3 separate regions of the Homo sapiens genome follow, and regions 2 and 3 are each linked to region 1. A link is a contact called in ENCODE Hi-C or POLR2A ChIA-PET data. All regions are on one chromosome and are shown on one strand. Each heading gives the region's core, a stretch centred on a gene start or an enhancer-like site at or near the end of the contact. The rest is flanking DNA. Distances are from core to core; before and after follow the strand shown. Region 1 holds the start of LINC02021 (long intergenic non-protein coding RNA 2021). Region 2 holds the start of H1-10-AS1 (H1-10 antisense RNA 1). Region 3 holds the start of PIK3R4 (phosphoinositide-3-kinase regulatory subunit 4).

Region 1 (4,836 bases), core at 1,734-4,233:
TGGTGATCCTGGCTGTCACCTGCATGCAGATGCACTTGAGTCCAAACCCCACCCTGGGCAAAGCAAGGGCCCATTTAGGTCTAGAGGAGACAGGAGTGGGCAGGACAGGCCTCAGGAATGCAAAAAAGAAAGTCTCTGAGCATCCACCAAATGCTAGAAGCTGTTTTGCACCTGTCATCTCTGTTTTTGCTGAGGATAGTTTAAAAAACATTCCCTAGATTTCCCCCCTCATGCAGATTTTTGTATATTCTGATGTCTTTGTCTAAGTCTTAGATAGAAAACAAAAGCGCAGGAGCTGTCGGAGGTGCTGACACCTACCTGCAGTGCTGACTCAATGGTTTTGTTCTTTGAACAGGGGTGTTTTTAAAGAACCTGTGGTTCTTCTCTCAGGTCTTCCGGAGAGATTCAGGAGGCAGGGTCATGAGTCCCAGGGACTCTGGAATTCTTACCTTCTGCAAAATATCCCGCAGCAGCTCAGAATCTGATGAGTCTCTTAATTTTGCTTCTAAGCTCCGTGTGGACGGGAGAGAGAGAAATCTCAAGGGCGCATTCACAGGAACATTAAAACACGCAATAGAATGTGTTGGCAAAGCGCTATGTGATCCCTCCCTGGGGACGCGGAGCCAGTTGGAAGTGGAAGCCACAGCGGCTGAAAGCCTGACCTTCAGATGTCGCAGGGTGCACCTGGATGAGTCACAGGAAGAAGGCTGACTCTTGGCCGCATTAGTCCTGGCTACTTAGCGGCCACCCGGGTCATGGGCCAGCTCCCTGGTTGCACTGGTCAGCCAGGAATTACCAGGGCAGCCATGGCACCAAGGTTTGATGGGCTTGCCATCTGAGTTTAAGTGGAAATGCAGAATGTGCCCATACCAGCCTGGGTTACATTGTCCTCTTACAGTGGCAAGTCCAGCAGCAAGCTTTGGCTCCCGAGTTAGGCAGACTGTCTCGGCTGGTATGTGACACACAGCAAGGCACTTCATTGCTTCAGAGCTCCTTCCATGCCATAAAAGGCCCTACAAGACCTGGTCCTAATCCCTCTCTCTGGCCTGTTCTCCCTCACCCCTGGCCCACACTGCTCACTCCACTCCAGCCACACTGGCTGCATTGCTGTTGTTCCTCAACCACAGCTGGCTTGTTTCCACCACAGGGCCTTTGCATATCCTGTTCCCCAAACCCTTCCCATGGCTGGCTGCTTCACCACTCAGGCCCCAGTTCAAATGCCACGTCTTTGGGGAAGGCTTCCCTGATTCCCCGACTTTAGTGACTCTTCTTCCCAGTTGGTCCATTCACCATTCCCCTGTTTTCTTGGCTTTAAAGCCACTCTCATCTGGTCTTTTCTTGTTTATTCATTTATTTGTTTATTCTCTAGCTCTCCCATGCAAGCAGAGCCTCATCTATCATGGGTACTGCTGATCCATGGTGCTTGGCTCACGGAAGGCATTTATTAAACATTTTGAGACTGAATAAAAACACTAGCTAACACCGACATGCATTTGCCATGAGCCAGGCACTGATCCACAGGCTTTTGTACTCAACGCTGACAACAACCCTAAGAGGTAGGTATCATTATATCAACCATTTTATTAATAAGAAAACAACAGCACAGAGAGATGCAGTCACTTGCCCAAGGTCACACAGGGCCAGGGGTTGGGCCAGGATTTGAAGCAGGCAGGCTGTCTCCTGGGTCTGAACTCTCAACTACTACACCCTAATCAAACAATCCCTCTGGTCAAATGTGAGTGATAATAATAGTACCCACCTCGTGGGTGTTGATGGTGAGCCCAAGTTAGCATTCAGCGTGGGCATGTGAACAATTATAGTCAATACTGAATGGAGACCTATGATGCTTTTATGAAGGTTTCTATTTTGGGTTAAAAATGCACAAATTTCTCCTGACCAGAAATGATCTCTGAGTGCTAAATATTTCATGTCAATGGAATAACGCAAATGATTAAGCAACACCCCATAAAATGGGGCAGACCCAGGGAGGAATATATATCCAAACTGACTCATCCCAGTGAGCTCACCGCACATGAATTACAAATGGAGCAGGGTGCATTAAGCCCCTCTGCTGGCAGAAGGGAGGCTGCTGCCTGCCATGCGCCTGTGCTGAGAATGGCAGGTCCCCAGGGAGAGGAGAGGCCACCCCCTTCTCTGTCTCTTCCATCACAGGAGTGAAAGCCTCAGCGCATGAGCTGATTCTGTGCAGTGCTCGACATACAGATGAGAACACTGAGGCCCGAGGGACAGCCTTTGACCTGGTCACCGTGCTCAGGAGGAGGTGGTTACCCGCGGGCCTGAGGGTGCTGACTTTTTAGAATGGGCGAGGGCAGCTGTGTCCCAGTGACCAGAACGATTACTGCCTTTAAAAAGTCATGAAAATGATCGTGAACTGTACCCCACACCGAGCGCGCGTCTGCCCCCCAAGACTGTGGAGACGCCCCCAGCTTCCGCCGCCAGCTCGCGGGGCAGGAGGGGTGAGAGCGACTCTGGCCAGGCCCCAGGGACGGGGACCGGGTCTCGTGGCCCTGACCGGGGAGAGCCCAGGAACTCACGTGGCAGGAGCGCCGGGGGTTTCAGCAGGGAGACCCATCCCGTCTGCCCCTGGACTTCCGCAAGCCCCGCAGGCCTCTCCGCTCGCCCCGCCGCCCACCTGCCAGGGGAAGGAGCGCAGTGTGCGCGCCGCTAGGAAGCGGCGCTCGAAACTCTGCAGCAAGAGTTTGGTACCCGCGTTCTCCTCAGGCGCCATGACGTGGGCGGGGCCGCAGCGTTGCCAGGAGACCGGGCGGAAGCCGGGCCTGGACTGAAAAGGGGGCGGGCCCAGGGTAGTGCGCGGAGGCAGAGAGGTGGCGGGGCCTAGGGGTAGGGTCAGGAGGAGCGTCCTGGGGGCGGGCGCTAGGGCGGGGCCAAGATGAGCTTAGGAGGGTGGGGCCTGGGGTGGGGCCAGGATGAGCGTCATGAGAGCGAGGCCTGGGGTAGGGCCAGAATTAACGTCGTTGGGGCAGGTCCTGGGTAGATTCCAGGTTGGCGGGTCCTGGGGCGGGGCCAGGATAGGGCGATCCTGGAAGCTGGGCTTCGGAAGCGTCCAGGTTGGTGGCGTCCTGGAGGCGGTGCCTTGCGTGAGGGCAGGATAAGAGTCCTGGAGGCGGGCATTAGGGCGGGGATAAACGCCATTGGGTTCAGGAGGCGGGACTCGGAGCAGAGCCCAGGAGACAGGTCCTAGGGCGGGGCTAAGGCCAGACCCAGAGAAGGGCTCAGGAGGCGGGGCCGGGGCGGGGCGTTGACTATGTCTTAGCACATGGCCAGGCGGTGCGCGGACTCTGGGAGGCGGAGCTTAGGACGGGCCCACGTGGGGAGGGGCCCAGGGTCCGGGAGGCGGGGCGGAGTCCAGGCTGCGGGCTGCGCTCAGGAGGCGGGCCCTGGGAGGCGGAGCTTAGGGAGGGGCCGGTGTCGGGAGGGACCCAGGGACTGGGAGGCCGGTCGGGGCTGGGCTCAGGGGCCCAGACCTAGCTGGGCTTGGGGCGGGGCCGAGACGGAGCGAGGGGTCCAGGGTGTGGGAAACGGGGAGGGGTTTGAGGAGGGGATCGGAATGTGGCTCAAGTTCGGGAGGCGTTACCTGCGGAGGGTTTGAGGCAGGTCCAGGAGCGAGCCCACGGTCTGCCGACGCGGGGCCAGGGGCGGGCCCCAGGATCCGGAGCTTCGGGCGGGGCCGAGTCCGGGTTTGGGGCCCGGGAGGCGGGGCCAGTTAGAGCGAGGGTCCCTGGGATCGTCAGGTCAGGCCTTGGGCTAACGTAGGCACTCGCAGTTCCTCCGCCTTCAGGAAGGTCTTTTTAGCAGGGGCCTTACGGGTGCGCGCTTCGGTCCTGGAGGCCTTATCCTAGCCTCCTCTCTCCATCAGCGCCACCCGTCTGGGGCCCAAAAGGAGGGAGCTTTACCTCTGTCCCCCAGCCTTTGGAGTGTCACCAAACAAGCCATTCGTTCACCAAATACTTATTAAGTGCCTGACAACGGAGATGTAACGGTGAGAAAAACTCGGTGTTGTCCAGGCCCTCCAGGGGCTCAGGGGCTCGTGGAAGAAGTGGACATTGAAGTATTTATCACACAAATGAGTGTAAAAGTACAATAGCATATCTGCCACGAAGGTGAGCAGACAGAGCTAGCGGGGCTTGCAGGAGGAGTTTTGATCTTGCGGGGACAGGAAGGAGGAGTTAGCTCCTGCGGGGTGGGATTGGGGGTTGTGGTGATATAGACGTGGGGACAGAGTGGAAAACAACAAAAATATAATTATTTTAGTTCAAAGTTATTGTGTCTTGAGTTGAAAGGCAGGGCAGTTAGCAACACAGTTCAGATTTCAGTACTGTCCCTGAAATCTGAACTGTGTTCAAAGTCTAAAACGTTTACCTTAGCAAATTCCTCATAAAACTCCATTTGGAAGAGTCCCGAGAGCTAATTTGTTAAGTATACTTGCAGAAGGTAGATGAGGAGACAGATTAAATCTTATTACCTCTTTCAGATGAGAGGCACTTGAGCCCTGCTCAGCTATGAGAATAAGAGGGGGAATTAATTCTAATTGAATACACTTGTTCTCTTATAGCTGTTGTTCCCCACCAGAACCAAATGAGCGCAAGATCTGACAAAGAAAAAAAAAGGTTCATCTTTTATTCCCCCATACCCTTTCATTTAAATCAAGAGGATGAGATGTGGTTATTGCTGTGTTTTTAGGCAGAATCAACGGTTTCTGGGTCTGAGATGTTGCATACACCCTCTCAGTCCCTGTAGCCTGAGATGGAGTCACGTGAGAATCCACAGCAAGTCCTAACCAGGGATGGGTCTGGG
Region 2 (4,836 bases), core at 2,145-4,644, 800 kb before region 1:
AGGGTGCAAGCCTCAGGGTGGGGAAGACAGCAAGCTGGGGCCCATGCCAAGGAATGAAGAGTGGGTGACAAGAGGCAGGGGTGGGAGGTAGCACCAGAGGAGGCAGCCACTAGTGGAGGCAGGTGGTGTGAACAGCAAAGGATAGATTTTGGTGAGAAATATGGAAAGGCAATGAGGAATAAGGACAGCCCAAAGCACACTTTGGGGCACTGGATTTAGCTGGCCAGCAGCACCATCTCTTTAGAATCCTGGGTATGCCAAGGCCTCTCCTGGACCCTAGCTCCTGGTGGCCTATTGGCTGGCCCTGCAAGGAGTATGGGACAGGCCTGGGCTGGCACTTGGACATGATGAGATGGCCTCAAAGGACAGATGGTCAGCAAGGTGGAGGCCTTGGTTAGGGAGAAAGGTTCAAGGAGGGATGAAACTCAGTGTTCATGGAGCACTTGAACAGGCAGGCAGGAAGGAGCAGTGTCCACAGAGGACAAATGTCTGAGGCCTTGGTGCCCATGGCCCCTGCTGCAGCCCTCCTCAGCCCTCTCTGAACCCCAGAACCACCTGGGGATCTGGTCAGAAGGCTGATTCCCAGGCCTAGCCCCAGAGATTCAGATTTGGACAACTGGGACATGATCTGGCAGCAGGTGTGGAGCTGCCAGCCTAGGCCTACCTGCCTCCTAGGTGCCCACAGGCCCCCAGACCCCAAACAGCCACAGCCATGTGTGTCCTGATGATAGTACCTCTGCCCTCATCATTCACCATCTCCACACTAGCCAGGGAGCTTGGGCAGGGCAGGCACCTGGACTGGTTTTGTCTACTGCTGTGTCCTCAGAGCTTGGCCCAGGACAGGGCAGGTAGGACTCCCACTGGCACCTGGCTCTGCAGTTCAGTGAGGCAGGAAGCAGCAGGGAGGAAGCCACAATGGGTTATGAAGATTTGCAGAGGGAATGGAGTGGCAACTCACCCAGGCGGCAGAGAGGTCTGCCAGGCCCAGATCAGGGGTAGCAGCAGGCCTGGGCTCCTCTCCAGCAATGCTCCCTCCTCTCCAGTCTATGGCCAGGAGGTCCTGCCTCCACCTGTAGTTTCTGCAATTTCTTACACAGAGGGTAAAACGAGCTCTCCTGCATTCTCACCTAACTCCAGTCACTCACGCTGGTATGAGTATATATCCACTGTTTCAGAAGCTTCCCTGTTTCCACTGCCCTTGGGGGCCTGTTTTGCAGTTGTCCATTTTTAGGGACATCTGTTAGAATAGACCTTGACCTATTGCCCAACTGGACAGACAACTATCCCACATGCTGGATACCAGAATGTCCCAGGGCTGGAGATCCTTCTGCTCCTACTAATTTTCCCAGCAATCCTTTGGGTCCCGTTTGCACTCTAGCTTAACCAATAGGCTCAGAGACAGCAAATACCCTTCTGAGACCACACGTTGGATTGTGGTCAGGAACTCCACTCTCTGGCCACCACACTTCGTCCTGGTCACATCTCACTCTAACCCTCGCTGGAGTCAGAATGACTAAGTTTACAGGCCAGTCTGGTGTGACTTTGTAAGAACTACCTCTCTGGAGGCCAAGTTTAGGTCCCTGACCATTAACTCTGAAAACCCATTAATCCCCCCTCCTCTCCCCTCCCCCATCCCGCTCCCCGCAATGGCCGATGGACCCCCTGTGGGGGCAGATAGATCCATCCCTCCTAAGGGACCGATCCTGTCTATCTCCCTGTCCCAGGTACTTTAAGTTCGTCCCAAGCCAGCAATTCCCACCCCTTGCTGAAGGCCCCTGGCTCCAGGCCTACCCTGGCCAACAGATCTGGGGTATAAGGACCCGAGGGGCCCGCCATCCAACCCCGCGTGCCGAAGGCGCCCATCCCTATTCCACTCAGATTAAACGAGAGAGGCTGAAAGGTTTAAACGCTTTATTGTGCCCAAAAAAAGGCCCATGGAATGAAGGGAAGAGCCGCGCAGCCCTGAGCCCGGAGCGATTGTTTGTCGCGCACCCAAAGGCAAGGAGGGTGGGGAGCTGGGAAAGGATGCGCGGCCTCCGCGTCCCCGCGCGCCTGGGCCCGGCCAACCAGCGACCCCGCCCGGTGGGCAGGCGCGGCCTCGGCCATCGGCGCCTAGGGGCCAGTAACCATGACGACGGCCGTTGCCAAGGCCGAGAGCCAATAGAGGCGTCGCCGGGGCTGTTTCAAAAACCTAAAGCAAACAACGAAAAACGCTACATCGTTGGGGGAGGGGAAAGACTGAGAGGACCCGGGGCCCCTCCCTGAGGCTCAGACCAGGCCTCGCGGCCCCGGCCGGCGTGAGCCGTACAAAATCTACGTCACTTGGGGTAGAAAAACAAAAACACCGAAAAGCCCACGCCGGCCGCTCTGACCGGCCGACACGCTCACTTGCGGCCCTTGGGCACTTTGGGGACGCTGGGCTTGGCCGCCTTCTTCACCTTCTTGCCCCCGGCGGCCGCCGTCTTCTTGGCCTTGCCGCCTTTGTCCTTCTTGGCGCCAGCGCCCTTCTTGTGCGAGCGCTGCTCCGGCTTCTGGCCCCTGGCGGGCTTCTTGTCCGCGCGCCGGGAGCCGGCCGCGCCCGGGGCTGCCTTCTTCGCTTTGTGCGCGGTGGGGGCCGGGGCGGTGGCGGCCGCCGGGGCTCCGCGCCGCTCCCCGCCGCCCTCCAGCTTCTTGCGGTTGAGCTTGAAGGAACCGTTGGCGCCGGTGCCCTTCACCTGCAGAAGCGTGTCGTTCTGCACCAGCGCCTTGATCGAGTACTTGAGGTAGGTGCGCCCATTCTGCTGGTCGAACCACGGAACCTTCTTGGCCTCGGTGTAGATCTTGGCCAGCGACGAGCCGTTGCGCTCGCCCAGCCTACGGATGGTCTCCACCACCAGCTGGCTGTACTTGCCCGGCTGGTTCTTCTTCTTGCTATTCTTCCTCTTCTTAGATGGGGACAACGCCGCCGAGCCGCCAGCCTTGGTCACCTTCTTGGCCATTCCCTCGGCGGTCGTCACTGGCAGGGCCTCCTCGAGCTCCACGGACATGGTAGCAAGAGGATTGGTGGCGGGCGGCGCGCGGAAGCCGGGGGGCCGCGCCGGGAAGAGGAAGGCGAGGGGCCGAGGGGGTGCAGGGGGGCTGGGGGCGCGCGGCGGCTCCAGGCGGGAGCGGCCGCGGCCGGGCCTGGGGCCGGGCGGCAGGGCTGGGGTGGGGGCCGGGCCGGGCCGGAGCGAGGGTTGGGGGGCCCGGAGCCGGGGCCGGACTAGGGGACCGAGTTGGGGGTCAGAGACCGAGTCCGAGCCGGCGGCTGGAGCTGGGGACGTAGACCTAGGCCGAGCCGGAGCGAAGAGAAATCCCGCCGAACGCGAGACACCGCCGCCGCAGCTTCCACTGGCGCCTCTGGAACTCGCTGGGCGTGCGCGCTGCGCTCTGGCGGGAGGGCGCTTCTCTCGGCTTTTTATAGCTTCATGGCGGACCACGTTGAGAACAACAACAGCCTGGTCCGGGGCCAGCGCCAACTTGTGCTTCTTGGAGCCCCTTCTCCGGCCGCTGGCTTCTCGGACCGCGCCTCTCCAGCGCCGCCGCGCCCGCAGCGGGGCGCCCCGGACAGGGCCTGAGCTCCCGGCGCAGTGGAGAGGCGACTTGCGTCCTGGAAGGGCTCAGCAAAGGCGAACGGAGAGGTGCACCCTAGGCTGCGGGAGCGCGAGAGGAGGGGGGCACCTCGTTTGGAGGCCAATAGCGCGGGCCCCAGAGGAGGCCCCACGGCCGGGAGCTTGGCGGCCGGCAACCCAGAGAACGCCACGGGCACCCGAGCCTTGTCCCGGCCCGGGGGGCTCCAGGCCTGCCCGCAAGAGGAGCTTTAATTTGTCCAAACTAACACAGGGCGCGCCCTCACGTGGTCGGCTGGGGCAACGTGAACTGCGCTAGGACATCCTCGGGGGTTTTCCGCCCCATCCAAAGGGGATGGCGGATGGGAGGCACTCTCCAGCTGCACCCCGGGTTCTGGTTGTGCCTCTGGGAGCCTAGGCACAACCCGGGGAATGGAGGACTACGGCAGGACCTCTCTAGGGACACTGCCTCGCCGCTCCCCCCACCCTGTTGCCGCTGATGTTCCCAGGGCCTCATTTTGTAATCCACAAGTAGCTGCCGCCGGTCCCCCCAAAGCCAAATGGGGGCTCCAGGGTGGGACAGGGTGGGCGGGGGTGAGGCTGTGACACCCAGAGGAATTCCTGTGAGAGGATGGGGAAGGGATTCGCTCTTAGTTCCTGGGTGCACCCCTCCCCCTCTCCCGTGCACAGGGAAATGATGGCGGGAACACAGCAAAGGAGACCATGTCCTGGAGAGGGTCCCGGGCCCCACCCTCCCCGGGGGGGCTTGTGCAAGGCTGGCGGCCCGATCTCTGCTGATTCCAGTATTGGGGGTGCAGAGAAGGCACAGGACAGTTTTTGTTGAAGCCGTTGCAGCCTCCACTTGGGGAAGCTGAGGCCAGGGTAAGATGCTCGGGTAGGAGAGGGGATCCCTTTGGGGGTAGGTGATGTAGGGCACAGGAGTGGGGCTGGGGCTGGGGGGTGGCAGGGTTGCAGGCAGGAGACAGTCTCCAGAGGCCCAGCATAGAAAAGCGATGGAGGGGTGAGGGGGGACAGGACGCTGGCGAATTGGGGTTCCCAGAGTGAGAGACAGGAACATTTACAGGTGGACAGAGTAAAAGGCCCTGAAAAGGGGGTGGGTTGGTGCATTTGTGGCCTTGGGCCCAAGCAGGCTTCTCTGGGTGAGGGCTAGCAGCACCTCCCCTCTTCTCCAGCTCACCCCTTTCACACACACACACGCCCCCCATTTTGTCACCCTGTCAAGGGAATA
Region 3 (4,836 bases), core at 1,678-4,177, 640 kb after region 1:
GTGCATCATATTCTGGTCTTTAAGCTTCTGTATAGGCAACATCCTCTGCCTGAAACAAACTACTCTACGAAAGTTAACTCCCAATCAACTTTCAGGTTTCAATGTAAATATCATCTTTCTATTAAAGAGGCCTTTCTTGATCCCACCTCTTGACTCAACACCACCATGAGGACTAATTTAAATATCTATGTGTTCCTATAGCAGCACCCTATGCTTATCACCACCACAGCAATCAACACCGCATTGAAATGTCCTTTTGCAATATCCACGGTCACTTTAAAATGGAAGCATTATGAAAATATATTATCCACCAATATCCCTAGCACTTAGGACAGTGCCTGACACATACAATAAAAGTAGGCAAGCAAATATGTTTATATGTTTGTGTAAATAAACTGCTGTTTGCATTTCCTAGGCATTTAAACATATCCAATGCAGGAATGCTGCCTCTAACTGAAATAGCGTCTGAGGACAAACCAAGACATTAACTTTTCAATATCTGGTGACTAAAAAAAGCCACATTTCTGTTTAACAGTTAAAAGAAAAACACATGCTCCCTTAGCAAATGTGACCCACTCAAATACCTGCTGAAAAGATGTCCATTGCTCTCTTCAACTCTCCTCTTGTTCTCTGATTGCTATTTAAGTCTACAAGCGGAGTTGAAGGATCTCTCATATATTCTAACTCAGTGGCAAACATCCCACCATCAACAAAACGTTCAGGAGCAATATAGCAAGTTCTCCTCCGTGATGTGTCAAAGAAATAATTGAAATCTGCCGGGTTGTCTTCTGGAAGATAAGTGGGCTTAAAACTGGCAAAATCAGTTAGAAGAACCCAATTCCAACTGGTGACCATCACATTCTCAGTCTTGATGTCCCCATGACGAACTCCAGATTTGTGTGCTTGGTCCACAGCTGTCAGGATCTGGAAAGCAATCCAGCGCTTCTCAATGTTATTCAAGAATGGACGGGTACTGATGCGATCATAGAGATTGTCTCGCACATACTGCCTAAAGAGCATAGCTGCTTTCTCAGATGCTTTTTCTGATGCTTTCTGGAAAGGTAGACAATTCTGTGCAGAATTAAGCCTGATTTTCAGTTCCTCCAGCTCTTGTTTATAGCTGGTTAAAGGCAATGTGGGATCCTGAATTGCAAAAACCTTCACAACGACCAGGCCTTCTCGGTGCTTGGCTCGAGCAACTTTAAAAAACCGAGTACTCCCCAGGCTTTTATCATATTCAAAGTCATGAATATCTGAAAAATAACTCTCTACAGAAAGGATCTGGGAGGGAGCAATGCCAGCAAGCTGATTTCCCATAATGGCAAGCACCTCTGTGGTCTTTAGTAAGGTTAGGATATAATACCTGTTTAAAATAAAAACAAATGAAGAAAAAAGACAAGAAACAAAGAAGCTGTGAAACACCATTATTCCATTATTTGGTCTCTTCCAAAAAGACAGATGCAGCATACTTCTCTTCCACTAACAGCACTGTACCTAGCCTTCTGGGGCAGCCTCTAAATTTCACACACATTTATCTAAAAAGACCATGTTATTTTCTCCAAGAAGACCTTGTTATTTTACCTAAAAATACCCTGCTATTGCGCATCGCCATTTCCAGGAGCTGAACTATATTTAGATAGGCCTCTTCAACTTTAAGCCAAAAATGTTAGTTTGTGTTATTTTCTCATATTTAAATTTAAAATATTAATGAGCCTTTACTATGTGTTCCGTGCTGTGCTTGGGGCTATGAGAATTACAAAGTTACCATATGACATAGTTCTTGTCCAAGAATCTGTAGTTTCTTGGAAATAAGAAAGAGACACATTAAAAGCTTAAAACTGGCCGGGCGCGGTGGCTCACGCCTGTAATCCCAGCACTTCGGGAGGCCGAGGCGGGAGGATCACGAGGTCAGGAGCTCAAGACGGGGCTGGCCAACATGGTTAAAATCCCGTCTCTACTAAAAATACAAAAATTAGCCGGGCGTGGTAGTGGGTGCCTGTAATCCCAGCTACTCGTGAGGCTGACGCAGAATTGCTTGAACCCAGGACGCAGAGGTTGCAGTGAGTGGAGATCCCGCCACCGCACTCCAGCCTGGGTGACAGAGCGAGACTCCGTCCGTCTCAAAAAATAAAAAAAAAAAAAGAAAAACTGAAAACTGAAAAGGTCAAACTAAGATCTAAAAATTCAGTTAACTCCTGGACACTTCCTGCCTAATTCCAGTGTGCCCTCTCACCCAGCTAAAAGAAGGTGCAAACTTCGCTGGTCTGCAACAAGAAACCTTGCCACAGATGTTAAAGAAAAGCAGACCAAAGTATACACTAGCTAAACGTACCCCAGGGTTCTGCTAACTCAGGTTTTGCAGGAAATAAATGCCACACATATACACACACGACCTTGAGCACACATAAACATTTACCCTAGGCCTCGGGAAAGTGTCAAAATCGTTCAGAGGCTCACAACGAGGTCATAGTAGACTACTTCGGGGACGGGACGGGAAAACGCGTCAGCAGCGGGGAAGTTGTTTCTACGAAGGGTCTTTCTTCATAGACAGGAGATGGGCTGTTGGTGGAGGGGCGCAGAAAAGTCCCGATCTTCAGGAACCCCGGTGGTCCTGGGAGGAGAACTGGGAAAGCTCTCGGGGTCTCAGCAGAGAGAAGAAGCCACGCTAAAGAGTCTCCACAAGTACCCCGGGATTTGACCCCTCCAGCCCCCTAACCTGCCCTGGGGGACATGCGTTCCCGGGCCTCGTCTTCCTCTAGCGCGGATCGCTACACCCGTCCGAGCCCTCCTCGAGGGCCTCACCACCGGGCGGGGGGAGATGGAACCCGGGAGAGAAGTGCAGACCGCCAGTCCCAAGAAAACACTACACTTCAGCTGCTGCAGCCCCAGCAAACGCCGAACTCCCGGGAAAGCAACCGGTCTGACCTCACTTCCTGTCGCCGAGCGGAAGTGACGAAAAAGAGTGAGCCTTGAGGAATTGCCAGGGTAGGAAACCGGTTGCTAGGAAACTAGGGAAGGCGTGGTCTTACTTTGGGCGAGTCTACAGGGAGAAAATGATGCTCTGACAAAGATCTATTCCCCTTCCTGCTCTTCTACCTTTCATTCACGAACGCTGAGGTTTCTGACATCCCCTAGAATCTGCTCAGACACGCCTTCACTCCCAGGACAGCAGAACAGAGTTAAGAGAACTCAAGAATATTTAGGAAAACTAATATATCCCAAGCTGGATTTTTAGAGTTCTGGTGAGATATAACTTACATACCATAAAGTTCACCTGCTTAAAATGTACAAAGCAGTAGTTTTTAATACATCTATCGAGTTGTGCAATCATCCCTATAATCTGATTTTAATTTTTTTTTTTTTTTTTTTTTTTTTTTTTTTTTTTTTTTTTTTTTTTGAGGCTGAGTCTCGTTCTGTCGCCCAGGCTGGAGTGCAGTGGAGCGATCTCGGCTTACTGCAACCTCCACCTCCCGGGTTCAAGCGATTCTCCTGCCTCAGCCTCCCGAGTAGCTGAGACTACAGGCGCCCGCCACCACGCCCGGCTAATTTTTTTGTATTTTTAGTAGAGGCGGGGTTTCACCGTGTTAGCCAGGTTGGTCTCGATCTCCTGACCTCGTGATCCGCCTGCCTCAGCCTCCCAAAGTGTTGGGATTACAGGCGTGAGCCGCCGCGCCCGGCCTTTTTTTTTTTCTTTTGGAGACAGTCTGGCTCTGTCACCCAGGCTGGAATGCAGTGGTGCCATCTCGGCTTACTGCAAACTCCACCTCCCGGGTTCAAGCGATTCTCATGCCTCTGCCTCCAGAGTAGCTGGGACCACAGGCACGTGCCACCACGCCCAGCTAGGTTTTTGTTTTTTTTTTTTTTGAGACGGAGTCTCGCTCTTGTCGCCCAGGCTGGAGTGCAGTGGCGCGATCTCGGCTCACTGCAAGCTCCGCCTCCCGGGTTCACGCCATTCTTCTGCCTCAGCCTCCCGAGTAGCTAGGACTATAGGCGCCCGCCACCGCGCCGGGCTAATTTTTTGTATTTTTTTTTTAGTAGAGACGGGGTTTCGCCGTGGTCTCGATCTCCTGACCTCGTGATCCACCCGGCCTCTCAAAGTGCTGGGATTACAGGCGTGAGCCACCGCGCCCGGCCGCTAGTTTTTGTATTGTTTGTAGAGATGGGGTTTCACCATGTTGGCCAGGATGGTCTGGATCTCCTGACCTCAAGTGATCCGCCGCCTCGACCTCCCAAAGTGCTGGGATTACAGGTATGAGCCACCGCGCCCAGCCTGCCTGATTTTAAACATTTTCATTACCCCAAAAGGAAACCCTGAAACCATTCGGAGTCACTCCCTGTTCTCCCCCATTTCTCCTCCCCCTTCCAGCCCTAGGCAATCATTAATCTACTTTCTGTTTGTATACACTTGCCTTTTCTGGACATTTTATATATAATATGTGGTCTTTGTGACTGACTTTCACTTTGGGTAATGTTTTTGAGGATTATCCCTATTGTAGCTTGTATTAGTACTTCATTTATTTGTTGTTGCAAATAATTTTGTTTACCCTTTTGTTAGTTAATAGACATTTGAGTTGTTTTACTTTTACGTTATTATGAATAATGTTCCTATGTTCATAGCATTAGTCTATAAGTCTTTGTGTTGCCATATGTTTTCATTTCTGTTGGATAGATACTGAGGAACGAAATTGTGGGCTCATATGGTAGCTCTATGTTTAACATTTGAGAAACTGCCAAACTGTTTTCCAAAGTGCAGGCACCATTTTACATTCCCATTAGCAATATATGAGGGCTCTAATTTCTCCACATTCTTGCTGACACTGTTATTATCTTCTTTTT

What was found. A loop is a pair of places that touch in the nucleus more often than their neighbours do. ChIA-PET counts read pairs that join two places held with the same protein, here RNA polymerase II (POLR2A). Pooled maps may share reads with other maps.
Region 2: a map of CD8-positive, alpha-beta T cell shows a loop between it and region 1 (13-fold over the local background). The contact joins the promoter of H1-10-AS1 here to the promoter of LINC02021 in region 1. A Hi-C loop is called at or near these places in 1 of 168 maps with a recorded cell type or tissue (CD8-positive, alpha-beta T cell) and 6 of 50 pooled maps. POLR2A ChIA-PET finds 5 or more read pairs at or near these places in 1 of 52 experiments (MCF 10A).
Region 3: a map of ascending aorta shows a loop between it and region 1 (12-fold over the local background). The contact joins the promoter of PIK3R4 here to the promoter of LINC02021 in region 1. A Hi-C loop is called at or near these places in 6 of 168 maps with a recorded cell type or tissue (B cell, CD4-positive, alpha-beta T cell, CD4-positive, alpha-beta memory T cell and 2 more), 5 of 37 single-sample maps with no recorded cell type and 20 of 50 pooled maps. POLR2A ChIA-PET finds 5 or more read pairs at or near these places in 1 of 52 experiments (WTC11).

What each region holds. Positions count from the first base shown.
Region 1 is chr3:130,108,724-130,113,559 of GRCh38, forward strand. It overlaps LINC02021 (long intergenic non-protein coding RNA 2021), which reads left to right and starts at 2,984. Exons shown (of 3, transcript NR_146653.1): 1 at 2,984-3,089; 2 at 3,899-4,021. It overlaps LOC124909432 (a long non-coding RNA gene), which reads right to left. Exons shown (of 3, transcript XR_007096083.1): 3 at 4,637-4,836. It also overlaps the pseudogene FAM86HP. RefSeq lists enhancers at 2,055-2,244, 2,345-2,394 and silencers at 3,395-3,444, 3,515-3,684.
Region 2 is chr3:129,312,877-129,317,712 of GRCh38, forward strand. It overlaps H1-10-AS1 (H1-10 antisense RNA 1), which reads left to right and starts at 3,395. Exons shown (of 5, transcript NR_026991.1): 1 at 3,395-4,469. H1-10 (H1.10 linker histone) reads right to left here and starts at 3,410. Exons shown (of 1, transcript NM_006026.4): 1 at 1,895-3,410. The coding sequence starts at 3,026. The coding sequence ends at 2,385. RefSeq lists silencers at 1,949-2,238, 2,619-2,748, 3,549-3,888.
Region 3 is chr3:130,743,902-130,748,737 of GRCh38, forward strand. PIK3R4 (phosphoinositide-3-kinase regulatory subunit 4) reads right to left here and starts at 2,928. Exons shown (of 20, transcript NM_014602.3): 1 at 2,417-2,928; 2 at 585-1,363. The coding sequence starts at 1,317. RefSeq lists an enhancer at 2,609-2,668 and a silencer at 3,903-3,952.